Regions from separate parts of the Homo sapiens genome. Here region 2 is linked to region 1. The links are chromatin loops, found by intact Hi-C in ENCODE. Cell type or tissue: mammary epithelial cell. All regions are shown on one strand. Each heading gives the region's core, and the rest is flanking DNA. Links, peaks and the distances in the headings are about the cores only.

What was found. Peaks named below come from ENCODE experiments on the same cell type or tissue, not always from the same donor. Only the 100,000 strongest peaks of a DNase experiment are listed, where the experiment ranks them.
Region 2: a loop joins it to region 1, with 2.4 times the contacts of the local background. A loop is called at or near these places in 1 of 110 quality-filtered maps.

Annotation. Positions count from the first base shown.
Region 1 is chr1:152,774,778-152,780,158 of GRCh38, forward strand. It overlaps LCE1F (late cornified envelope 1F), which reads left to right and starts at 363. Exons shown (of 2, transcript NM_178354.3): 1 at 363-413; 2 at 1,573-2,247. The coding sequence starts at 1,595. The coding sequence ends at 1,951. In mammary epithelial cell, for the core only: CTCF peaks have their summits at 310 and 2,961 (motif pointing left); a DNase peak (open chromatin) is centred at 284; H3K4me3 peaks cover 135 bases.
Region 2 is chr1:152,855,924-152,861,304 of GRCh38, forward strand. LCE7A (late cornified envelope 7A) reads left to right here and starts at 4,073. Exons shown (of 2, transcript NM_001395990.1): 1 at 4,073-4,108; 2 at 4,754-5,329. The coding sequence starts at 4,775. The coding sequence ends at 5,062. In mammary epithelial cell, for the core only: no CTCF peak of the experiment used is centred there; a DNase peak (open chromatin) is centred at 2,348.

The sequences.
Region 1 (5,381 bases), core at 133-5,132:
TCTAGATGGAAAATTAGTATCTAGAATAGAAGGAAAAATGAGTTGTTTGTGCAGAATTCATAAGTGTGACTACAAGACTGTGAAGAGAGCCATCTTCATAGGAAATAGGCCACGGAGGACTCCAGGAACCATGATGTCCATTTTCACCCACCACAAGCCCCCATTTCCACCAAGCTCTTTCCTAGCTGACAGCAGCTCCCCTGAACACCAATGAAGGACGGTATATGCAGAACTGCCAGTCACCACTCGTCACAAGACCTATGTGGGTGTCGGGAGGCAGGTCCTCTCATGCCCAGGCTCTGTCTCACCGCTGGAGGCAGCACCCAAGGACAGAATAAAAGGGCTCAGGGCCAGAGCATCCCATCCACTCACCTCCTGCGGTGCTGAAGAACCCTGTGCTGCCTGTGATCCTGGTAAGTGTGCCCTGGAAAAAGGAGCAGGGGCTTCCACAGAGGGATGCCCAGGCCAGGGAAGGAGGGGATGGATACTCAGACCAGGGCAGGAGTAGAGTCTAGGCAGGGCCTCAGGGGCCTGGAATTGTGATTGGCAAGGAATGGGGTGGGGGCAGAAAATTGGAAAGAGGAGGTAGAGGGGTGGGGTGGAGTGAGAGAGATTAAGAAGAACTGGTAAGATCTGAAGGGCTGTATGACACAGATTTAGAGGAACCAAATTGTTTTCAGTTGCTCAGTGTGTTTCTCTGGTTTTAGAGAATAAACACATTGGCCACTGGATGTTGCTAGAGTGGGCTGCATAGTGGGAATATAATTTTGGAAATACAGACATACTCACTTTTAGAAAAGATATGCTGAGAACACTGCTACTTAGAGGAAGAAAGGATCAAAGACACCTGTGGATCTTGTTAGATGCCAACAAGAAGATCTGTAGTGGAAAACTGAGTGCACACTGGAGTTTAAAAGCCATGTGACAGTGCCTGGGGACAGGCCTGGGGAGGCAGGATGTGCTAAAGGGCAGAGCCCAGGATGGGAACCAGGGGACCCCGGAACAAATGTGACTGTTAATGAATAACTTTGGGCCAGTGAAGTTACCTCTTTTGGCTTCAGTTTCTTTATTTATATATTGAGTTGGTTGGAACAAATTGACTCCAACATCCTTTGCGGTTATAGTTTTCTCTATTTCTGCAAACTGAAATATATCAGTTCTTCCAATAGAAATTTATTTTGATTTTTCCTTAAAGAGATTTTCATCTCTAAACTGGTCTCAACATTGAACATTTTCAGAATTCTTGGTGATGTGATAGAATGAATGCTGGCCCGGAGCCAATTTATTTCCTGGACTTCTCTCCCACACTTAGGAGCTTTTAATGAGCAGAAACTTTATTTACATATTTGGAGATTATATATTGCATGACAACATCTCAAATAAGGTTTGAAATGAGAATCCATGAATGAAAGCACTTGGTAAACATTGAGAGTGATAAAAACATTAGAGGTGATTTTCCTATGTTTGATATAAGGCTTTCAAAATGAAGGATCTAGAAATAATGCAGAAAGGACAAGAATAGGCAGGGGTGTCCTCTGCCTCCATCTAACTTGCTGTCTGACCCTCCTTCAGCTCCTGAACACCCGCCACCGAGATGTCTTGCCAGCAGAGCCAGCAGCAGTGCCAGCCCCCTCCCAAGTGCACTCCCAAGTGCCCTCCCAAGTGCCCCACACCGAAGTGCCCCCCAAAGTGTCCCCCTAAGTGCCCTCCTGTCTCTTCCTGCTGCAGCGTCAGCTCCGGAGGCTGCTGTGGCTCCAGCTCTGGGGGCTGCTGCAGCTCTGGGGGTGGTGGCTGCTGCAGCTCTGGGGGAGGCGGCTGTTGCCTGAGCCACCACAGACGGCGTAGGTCCCACCGCCACAGACCCCAGAGCTCTGACTGCTGCAGCCAGCCCTCAGCGGGCTCCAGCTGCTGCGGAGGGGGCAGTGGCCAGCACTCTGGAGGCTGCTGCTGAAGTGGACCCTGTGCCTAAAAGAGCAGATTTAGAGGCATGAAAGGGGCAACTTCATCTTCCTTGGGACTGACTGTGTTGCTGGGACATTTTAGTAAAGATTTCAAACTCTGTCCTGGAAGATTCCTCCGACCTAGAATCCAGAAATCTGCCCTCTCACAAGAATTCCTCTTCTGACCTCTGATTCCATCTGTGCGCCTGGCCTGGGAATACCAAATAGAAGTCCTTGCCTCATTCCCCTGATTTCCTTGGCAATCTCCATTGTGCATGAAACAATAAAACAAATAATCTGCTCATCACCTTTTTCTAGACTGCATTACTCTTGCTTGTAAATGTGAACAGAGGGATAAGCATGTCTTATCTCAGCTCCATCACCCGGTTATCTGGGCCTTGAAGCAGCATGGCTTGCTTAACTCCTTCAACTCCTGGTCCTCACCAGAGCTGACCCTCGCCCCTCAGTGCCTCAGCCAGGGTCAAGTCAGGAAAGAGAATTATGAGATGTACTTTAATAGACAGAAGTTTACATAAAAATTTGCTTACTTGGCATCAGAGAACTGACAAGACCAATAGAGGACAAAAAGAGTTCATGGAGGCGGTAACTGTCATTGCCACCATGCTACCAATGGCAGGTAAAGGGAGTGTCTTGAAACTATCAAAACTTAGAAACTTGGAGCAGTGGCCCACGAATTGAAACTCAGGCCTCTAGGAAAGGGGCCCTTCTCATGGGTGCCGGGGTCCCTGAGCTCAGAGGAGGGGCCCTGTGTGTCTGGACTCAGGCTTCTGAGGAGGGGCACAAGCTGGTGCTGGCCCTAGGGTCTGTCTCCATGAGAACCCAACAAGGTTGGTTTTGTGAGCGGGAAAAACTGCACACTGGAACCACTGTTGCTAAAGGGATAAATTGCTCCTGCTGGGGTGAGAAGTAATATTGGGGTGACTTGGAGAATTCTAAGGGAATCTAAGGAAGCCTGGTCCTTGTCACTCTGCCAGTCTCCCAAGTTCTCTCTAGCTCCGCCTACTGGCGGAGACTTCAGGAAACCTCCAGCAAAGAGAAATGAGATTGGCAGTCCCAACCCTCCATCATAAGGCCAGATGTGGAAGGGAGGACCAAAGTGGAGCGATGGTGACTTAATAACCCTGGTTATTAAGGAAGACAGACATTATCCTACTCAGCTGTCACCCTCCTTCTTCCTGATACCCTCACTCTCTCCCCATCTATTCTCCCAAAGAATTTTACCATGCCCCTCCTTCAGCAAACATAGCAAAATGACTCCATGTAGCTTATACTTTAAAAATGCAGACTGCTCTAGTACAAATAAACCTTTAAGCTCACTTCTGCAAATGGACCTCAAAGAGTTTCTGTTCTTGCCATTGCCTATACAAATGGAGTCATAAATTACAGACACACACATGCAAACACACACACACCCAAACACACACACATACAAACACACAAGTGTTCATCCCTGGTGTCAAGAGCTTGGAAACAATGTCCAACTCTGTGAAAGACACCCTGCCTCTGTGCTTCTAGAAGTCCTTCTGATTGTCGGTCCTGAGGTTTGGATTCTGGATCAATATCAGTCAGCCTCCTCCATTTCCAGGAAGCTTGCCTAATATGTCCTCTACTTTCACACTATTTTAACACTACAATCCTTCAATATTAGTATTCTCAGGCTATTCTCTCTCCTATCATGACTTTTTGTGTCCTTTCCTCCTGGAACCACCCAGATGTGCTTCCTCTTTCCCCATCTGGCATGGAATCCCTGAAGAAAAGGCAGTTTGAATCCCTATAAACTGCAACCCCTGTATTACCAGGCCTCTGCATTGGGATCAGGGATACTCCATAGGGACCGGCAGCGTATAGGCCTTGGGTGAGGACTTCCCGAGTCCAGGGGATATGGGTATTACACTATCCTGGGGGATTTCTGAGGAGAAGGGCTGGGCTTCTCCCCTTGTCCTGTGGCTCCCTAAGGCAGGGGAACCTGTGTTTTAACTTGAGAAGGCTTCCTCCAGGGAGGAGAGGACATCTCACAGTACTCCCGCTAAAGGTGACATTTTTATCTCTTTCCTACTTTTTCCAAGCTCTAAGGACCAGAGCTGTTTAGACAGGGACTAACAGATGCTTCAAGGTAAGGAGCTCCTTAAATACTAGGACATCAGTTTTCTGCAGGGTCCCTGTAAGTCTTCCCTTCTTCTTCGCTCTCTGATGAGTCCAGAAACCAGTATCAAGCAGTGGGACTGGACTTCATTTCTTCTCTGCTTTCCACATGTGGGGACTGTTAAAACGCAAACTGAGGTATGATACAATTTTAAAGAGTTTATTTTAAAGAGCAAACAGCAATTCATGAAACCCAGAAGTGGTTTGAGGGCTCTGTCAAGAGAACACAAGAGGAAAGGTTTTATAAAGCAAACACAAAAGTAAAGTGAAGAAAATTATTGATTGGTTGCTGTTACACCATTTTCTTACTCAGTCTATTGTGCTGAAAGTCCCTAGTTGCATAATTATAAGGTAGCTGGTGGCTTCTGATTGGTTGGTTTTAAGTATCATTTTTCTTTAATATAGGCGTTTACAAGAAATAGCCTAAGTTACGTTTCCCTTATGTTTGGAGATCAAGCAAAGTTGAGGTCATTTATGAGGCCTAACTGGCTTTGTCTGTCCAGGGACTCTTCAGGTCTGGTGTCCATTTTAATTTACTTTAACAAGACCCTCCTGTTCATGCATACAAATGCTCCACAATTCCCACTCAGTTTGAGACCAGGATCATGACACAGTCCAAGCAACATGAGAAGATCCAGAATGCCCTCTCTCAGCACTTCCTCCCACATTAGATACTCAGACCAGTGGCAGAGGAGTGCCACCATCCTGGATTGCTAGGGTAAAGACAATCTTCTCAGCCACCTTGGTGACTCCCATCTGCTCATTCCCTGAAGAACATCTCTTACTCTGTATTGTTCTGTGTTCTGATGAATGGGTAATATTAGAAGAACCGTCACTGATTGAGCAATTTCAATATGCCAGGCACTGTGTGCTCACAGTATACTATTTAATCCTTGAAATTTCTATGAAGCAGGTCCATTTTTAGCCTCAGTTTAAAAATCGGAAATTTAGGCACAGAGAGTTAAATGCAAGTATTTTTTCAAGATACTTGCCACAGTTATCTATGCCAACACTATCCCCCTCCTCTGCTCACCAAACACACGACAGATAGCCAGAGAGTGGACTCCCGGGGTGATCTGTTGGGCCGTGTTGTGGACCTTCCCCAGAAAGACAGACAGTGTTCAGGATCCTGAGGAGATGGCCCCATCACAGTCCTTTGAGAATTCCCCTTTCCATCCCTAGCTTCCCAGAAACTCTGGAAAACTCCTCATCTCCACAGGTCTCAGAGTGATGAAAGTGGCTGTTTTGAAGTCCTTATGATTTTTTGCACAATAAAAC
Region 2 (5,381 bases), core at 90-5,089, 81 kb after region 1:
GAATGCACCAGCTATGCCCAGATGGCCTAGGCCAAGCAAAGATCTTCCAGTCATCTTCCAGCAATTCCCCTTTTCTAGAAGCTGATTAACGAAGCTCCTCCCCCAAGTCCATCTCTGATCCTCATTAAACCATCAGGCTGGTCATTCACCATAGGCTTCAGCTTTGTAGATAACCAAATCAAAACAACTAAGACCACCTTATCCTAGTAATCTTTTTAAAATGTAAATCTGATCATACTTCTCCCTTGTTTAAATGATCAGGGATGTCCAGTTGTCTCTGGTCAAACTTTTAAAAGCAGAATCACCCTGTTTTCACATTAAATCATATGTATGCTTCCAATATATAAAGAAGGTAAAGGTATAATTACTTTGATTGCAGCAGGGGGTAGGTACAAGGCCCCCACTGTTGTCTGCTCAGGGTCTCCTTCCCAGGCAGCCTAAATAGTCAAGGATTAATGGTATTTTTAAGTGGAGCTCAAATTTCTGGAACCCTCATATTAATGAGATGGGAATTAAAATTTATTCTCAACATCCTATCCATCAAACATGTTAATTGCATTACCACATTACAATAGCTCTATGAGTTTCTTATTGATAATCCCATTTTTTAGATTTTTTAAATGAAGCTCAAAAAATGTTAAATAACATACAGCTCAAATGCCAATGCCCTGATTCTGAGACCCATATTCTCCCAGATTGTATGCCATGTAAAGACATGAAGCAGATGCAATAGTCTATGGTGGAGGCATGGAGGGAGGGCTAGAGAGTGCACAAAGGCAGAGAAACTCATGTTGTCTGGAGGCTCTCAAAAGAGATGACGGTCGAGCATCCTTGGCAACAGCATTTTAGGAAATATAATTTGGAAGCCATAAATGTATGCTAAAATCACACAATGCATCAAGTAAAGCTTTTAATGTTTTGGGCCTGTCCTTCCTTTCTGTCCAGCAAACATCCCACCTCTGGTTCTTATACACCCAATATTATGGCCACTATCTGTTTCCAGAACAAACCAAGCTCATCCACATCTCTGTGCCTTTGTCAATTCTTCTTCCGTTTACTTAGAATGCCAATTTCCCCTTCACTCCCTGATTAACTCCCACTGATCTTCCAAATGTAACCTCTTCCAAGAGATGTAGTCCCAGACAGTACAAATTTCTGCCTTTGTGCACTCTCCAGCCCTCCCTCCATGCCTCCACCATTGCCTACTGCATTGGCTTCATGTTTTTACACAGCATACAAGCTGGAAGAGTATGCAACCCAGAATCAGGGCATTGGCACTTGAGACATAGGTATGTTATATAATGTTTCTGAGCCTCCCCTTTTTTTTTTTTGAGACAGAGTCTCACTCTGTTGCCTAAGCTAGAGTGCAGTGGAGCTATCTTGGCTCACCGCATCCTCCACTTCCCAGGTTCAAGTGATTTTCCTGCTTCAGCCTCCCAAGTAGCTGGGATTACAGGTGCCTGTCACTATGTCTGGCTAATTTTTGTACGTTTAATAGAGACAGGGTTTTGCCATGTTGGCCACGTTGTCTCGAACTCCTGACCTCAGGTGATCTGCCCGCCTCAGCCTCCCAAGGTGCTGGGACTACAGGTGTGAGCCAGGAGCCTTACTTTTTCTGTAAAATGAGATTAACAAAAAGACACCCATAAAGCTATTATACTATGATAATTCAAATAACATATTTAAAGAATAAATATTAATTCCCTTTCTTTCTCTCATATTATCTCACTTGGACCATTCTCTAAGGACAAGAAAATATCTTAATTTTCTTTGAATTCACAAAACTCTGCAAGTATCAGGCACTCAACAAATGAATTAACATCTTTAAAGTAGCATTTGAAAAGTTACTACAAAAAAGGAGTTTCTGTGGACATAAATAATTCTTCATTATTGAACCAGAAGGTCATTGATGGGTATTAGACCAACACAATAAAATGGTGTTTTCCAACCTTTTTAAATATACTTGTAATACTTTTTGTCAGAAATATCACAGGGAAAGAGCATCATTTTGCCTATCTCTACAGATCTGGGCTTCAGTGGCTCAGAAGAAGAGCCAGAAGAGGCACAACCAGAAGAGAACCACATATATACACTATACTCTGCTTTGGCACAACAAGGCAAGATGTTAAGTCATTTCCTCTGATAAGTGGGAGAAACTGAATAGACTGTATGGAGTTCCTCCCTCATAATGTGACTTACTTTCAACTATCTCACACCCTGGCATAGTCAACATTCCAGCCATCATCTCCACCCTCTTCATCAAGTTCACTGCCACTTCCAATCCCAGATAAAATATATTCAGGGACAAGATCAGACCTGTGCTGAGTGTAAGCTCCGTGGAGTTCTGAGGCTCATAAATAAAAATACCTACTTGAAGATATACCTAAGATAATCTGGTCCAGCCTCTCCTGAAACCCAGAAAGAGCAGCAGAGCAGGGACCAGAGCACTGACTCACAGTGCAAAGCTCCTGCTGCTGACTCCATCCCTGGAGCAGCTTCCCACACCTGCCCCACAGGCCTGCCACTGACCTGGCCTCCCAGGCTACTCTCTCTCAAGGAGTGAAAGGAGGGGAGACCTTTGCCTCAACCACAGATCACCCATTAACTCATTAAACAAATACTTTTGAGCACTTACATTATGTCAGATTCTGTGTAGGTGCTGGAGATAAAGAGTGAACCCATGAACACTGAGATTTCATTCTATCCAGGACGACAGATATTGAAAAACAAATACAAGCAAGTGTTACCAGAAATACAAGGTGCCATGGGAGCATTTCATAGGAGAAACAATACAATTGAGATTGAAGGTGCAAGGATCCAGAGAAAAGGGCTAGGGATAGGTGTTGGAAAAGACAAGGGGCCACTCCTCCCCTGTAACACAGGAAGTCATGAAGGATGGCTGCAGATGTAAGTGAGCTTGAAGACTTAGGAGAAGGAAGCGGAAGTGCTTTATGTTTGACAGGAACTCTTTGCTCCATATGGTAGAGGCAGTACCATCTATCTAGAGGCAGTAGTGAAGGTTTGGAAGATTCAAGGGAGGAGAAAAGCCATGAGGTATGTGCATGGTGAATACAGGGAGGTATACGGGGATCACCAAGCCATGTTTTGGACCAGCCAAGGTGGATGATGGTGATTTTATGATGGTGTCATCCTGCCAAAATGTCTATTTTTGTTTTCATTTTTATAGCAACTAGGCACAACAGGGAGAATTCAGCCAGGGATAAGGCTTTGCCAGTCAAATGCAGTGACAAGCCAAATGGGTAACAAAAGAAAGTTTATTATATTGGCAAAAGAGTAGTTGAAACAATGAACTAAGAAAAGTGAACTGGGTGGGGAGTGGCATGAAAAAAGGAGGGAGCTTGTGGGCAGGGGAGAGACTAGATCCTAGTGGATGTACCCAAGCAAATCCAAAAGAAGGGGCTGCTGTGAAATGGGGGCCTGAATTGATGATCTCAGAGAGTTAGAAGATATGGTTTCTAGTTCAGACTCTGCACAACTTTGAGGTCTCCATTGCCCCCTCTGGCCATATGTTCCTGACCTACGTAGAGTGGAAGTATCCTAAATCCGCTTGCAGCTGGGACTTTCTATGATGCCACATGGTTGATCAATATTTTAGGCACTTTGGTATCTGAATCAAATACACTGAGCCCTCAGTATTGGCCCATGTGTGCTTAGATTATTGGTTCCCATCTTATTGATAATGCCTGCAGAAACCCCGATCAGTGCCTGTGTTGATCTAACATCTGTGACTTTAGATGCCCAGTCATGTTTTGGATTCCTCCAGAAACCCTAATTTCAATTCCCAAGCTATGTCATTATAAATACCCTTCTAAGTCATGATCTTCTAATCTTTATGGAAATCCTGTGAGAGTTTATGAAGGGGAAGGATGCTCTGGGGGATCTGTTAGTGACACAGGGTGACAAAGTGACAGAATGACAGAGCCACTGGAATGTGGGAAGTTGACATCACAACCACCTGGTTGGGAAACAGTTTTCACATCATCTGTGGCTCATTCTCTCTAGTTGAATGCAGTGTGTGTATAAAAGGCTCCCGCTCACAGTGTATCTATCCGTAGTCCCATCGTTTGCCCAGGGTTAAGAGGACAAGGTGAGTGTTTTTACTGATCTGATGGCAGTTTGGGGATGACTAGGGCTGCTACACCTCCTTTTGGAAAAGCCATTCAAAGTTGGAGAGAATGGAAATTGATAATTCCAGGAAGACCAGGCTCATGGCAATCATCGAGGTGGTTCAGAAGCAGCAAACCCAGAAGGAGTGAAGTTAACCAGAGACTGGGGCAGTGCAAGTGTTTGTAGGGCAAGAGACAGCCACGCAGGGCTGAAGAGTAGGGCTAAAGGTACAGCTCATGATGCAAGAAAGAAAAAAAGGGAGATGATGATGAGAGGTGACGTAACCATAGACTCAGGTTAAAAATGTGGTTTTTAGAATGCATAAATTAGAAGATAGGATAATAAGTAAGTGAAGATTTGGGGGACTACATAGTGCCCTAAGCAACTGCCTTTGAAGTCAGGAGTCTTGAGAGAATCAGGCCAGGCACAAGAGAAGATGTCACCAGACTCTAACTTACTCACTGCTGAATCTCTCCTATGTCAGGAAAGCAGGGCTGCTCTGCTATTATGATGTGGCTTCTGGAGCCACATATTCAACTGTAGAATTTCGGGCTCTGTAGAAAAATGTTGATACAAACAAGGTTTACATTAATTAGACTTTTGAAATGTTTGCATTGTTTTTTAGAGTAACTGGACTTTCTCCAAGATGTCCTATCAGAAACACCAGCAGAAATGGCAGCTCCCTGCCAAGTGCCTCCCCAAATATCCATCCAAGTGGACCCCTCAGGCTCCTGCTTCATGTCCAGCTCCATGCCCCCCTCCAGCTCCCTCCTGCTGTGTTTCCAGTTGCTGTATTTCTGGCTTTGGAGGCCACTGCTCTCTAGTTTCACTCCGGTTTCCACGATTCTACCTGCGTCAGCCCCAGCATTCTGACTGCTGTGAGCACGAGTCTTCTAGATGTTCCACTTGCTATAGCTCTGGAGACTGCAGCTGACCTGTGACCTTTGAGGAACCAAAGAACCACAGCCAAGGACCCGCCCTGAGTTGATGTCTTCCCTCACTCTTACCCTCCTCCTTCCTTCTCCTCCTGAACTCAGCTGCCTAGCTCCATAGGTGATGGGCTCCCCCTTTTGCTGAGAACCTCAGGCCTCTTGGCCTTGGCTGTGTTCCTAGATCAAGGAGACCTGCATGCAAAAGAAAAACCTGCTTTTTGAAGCCTGATCTGTGTGCTAAAATAAAGCTTATCTTTCCTGGTGCCCTATATGTTTGTCGATACTCCATCCTCAGCTCTGAAAAGCTCACATTAATCTGAA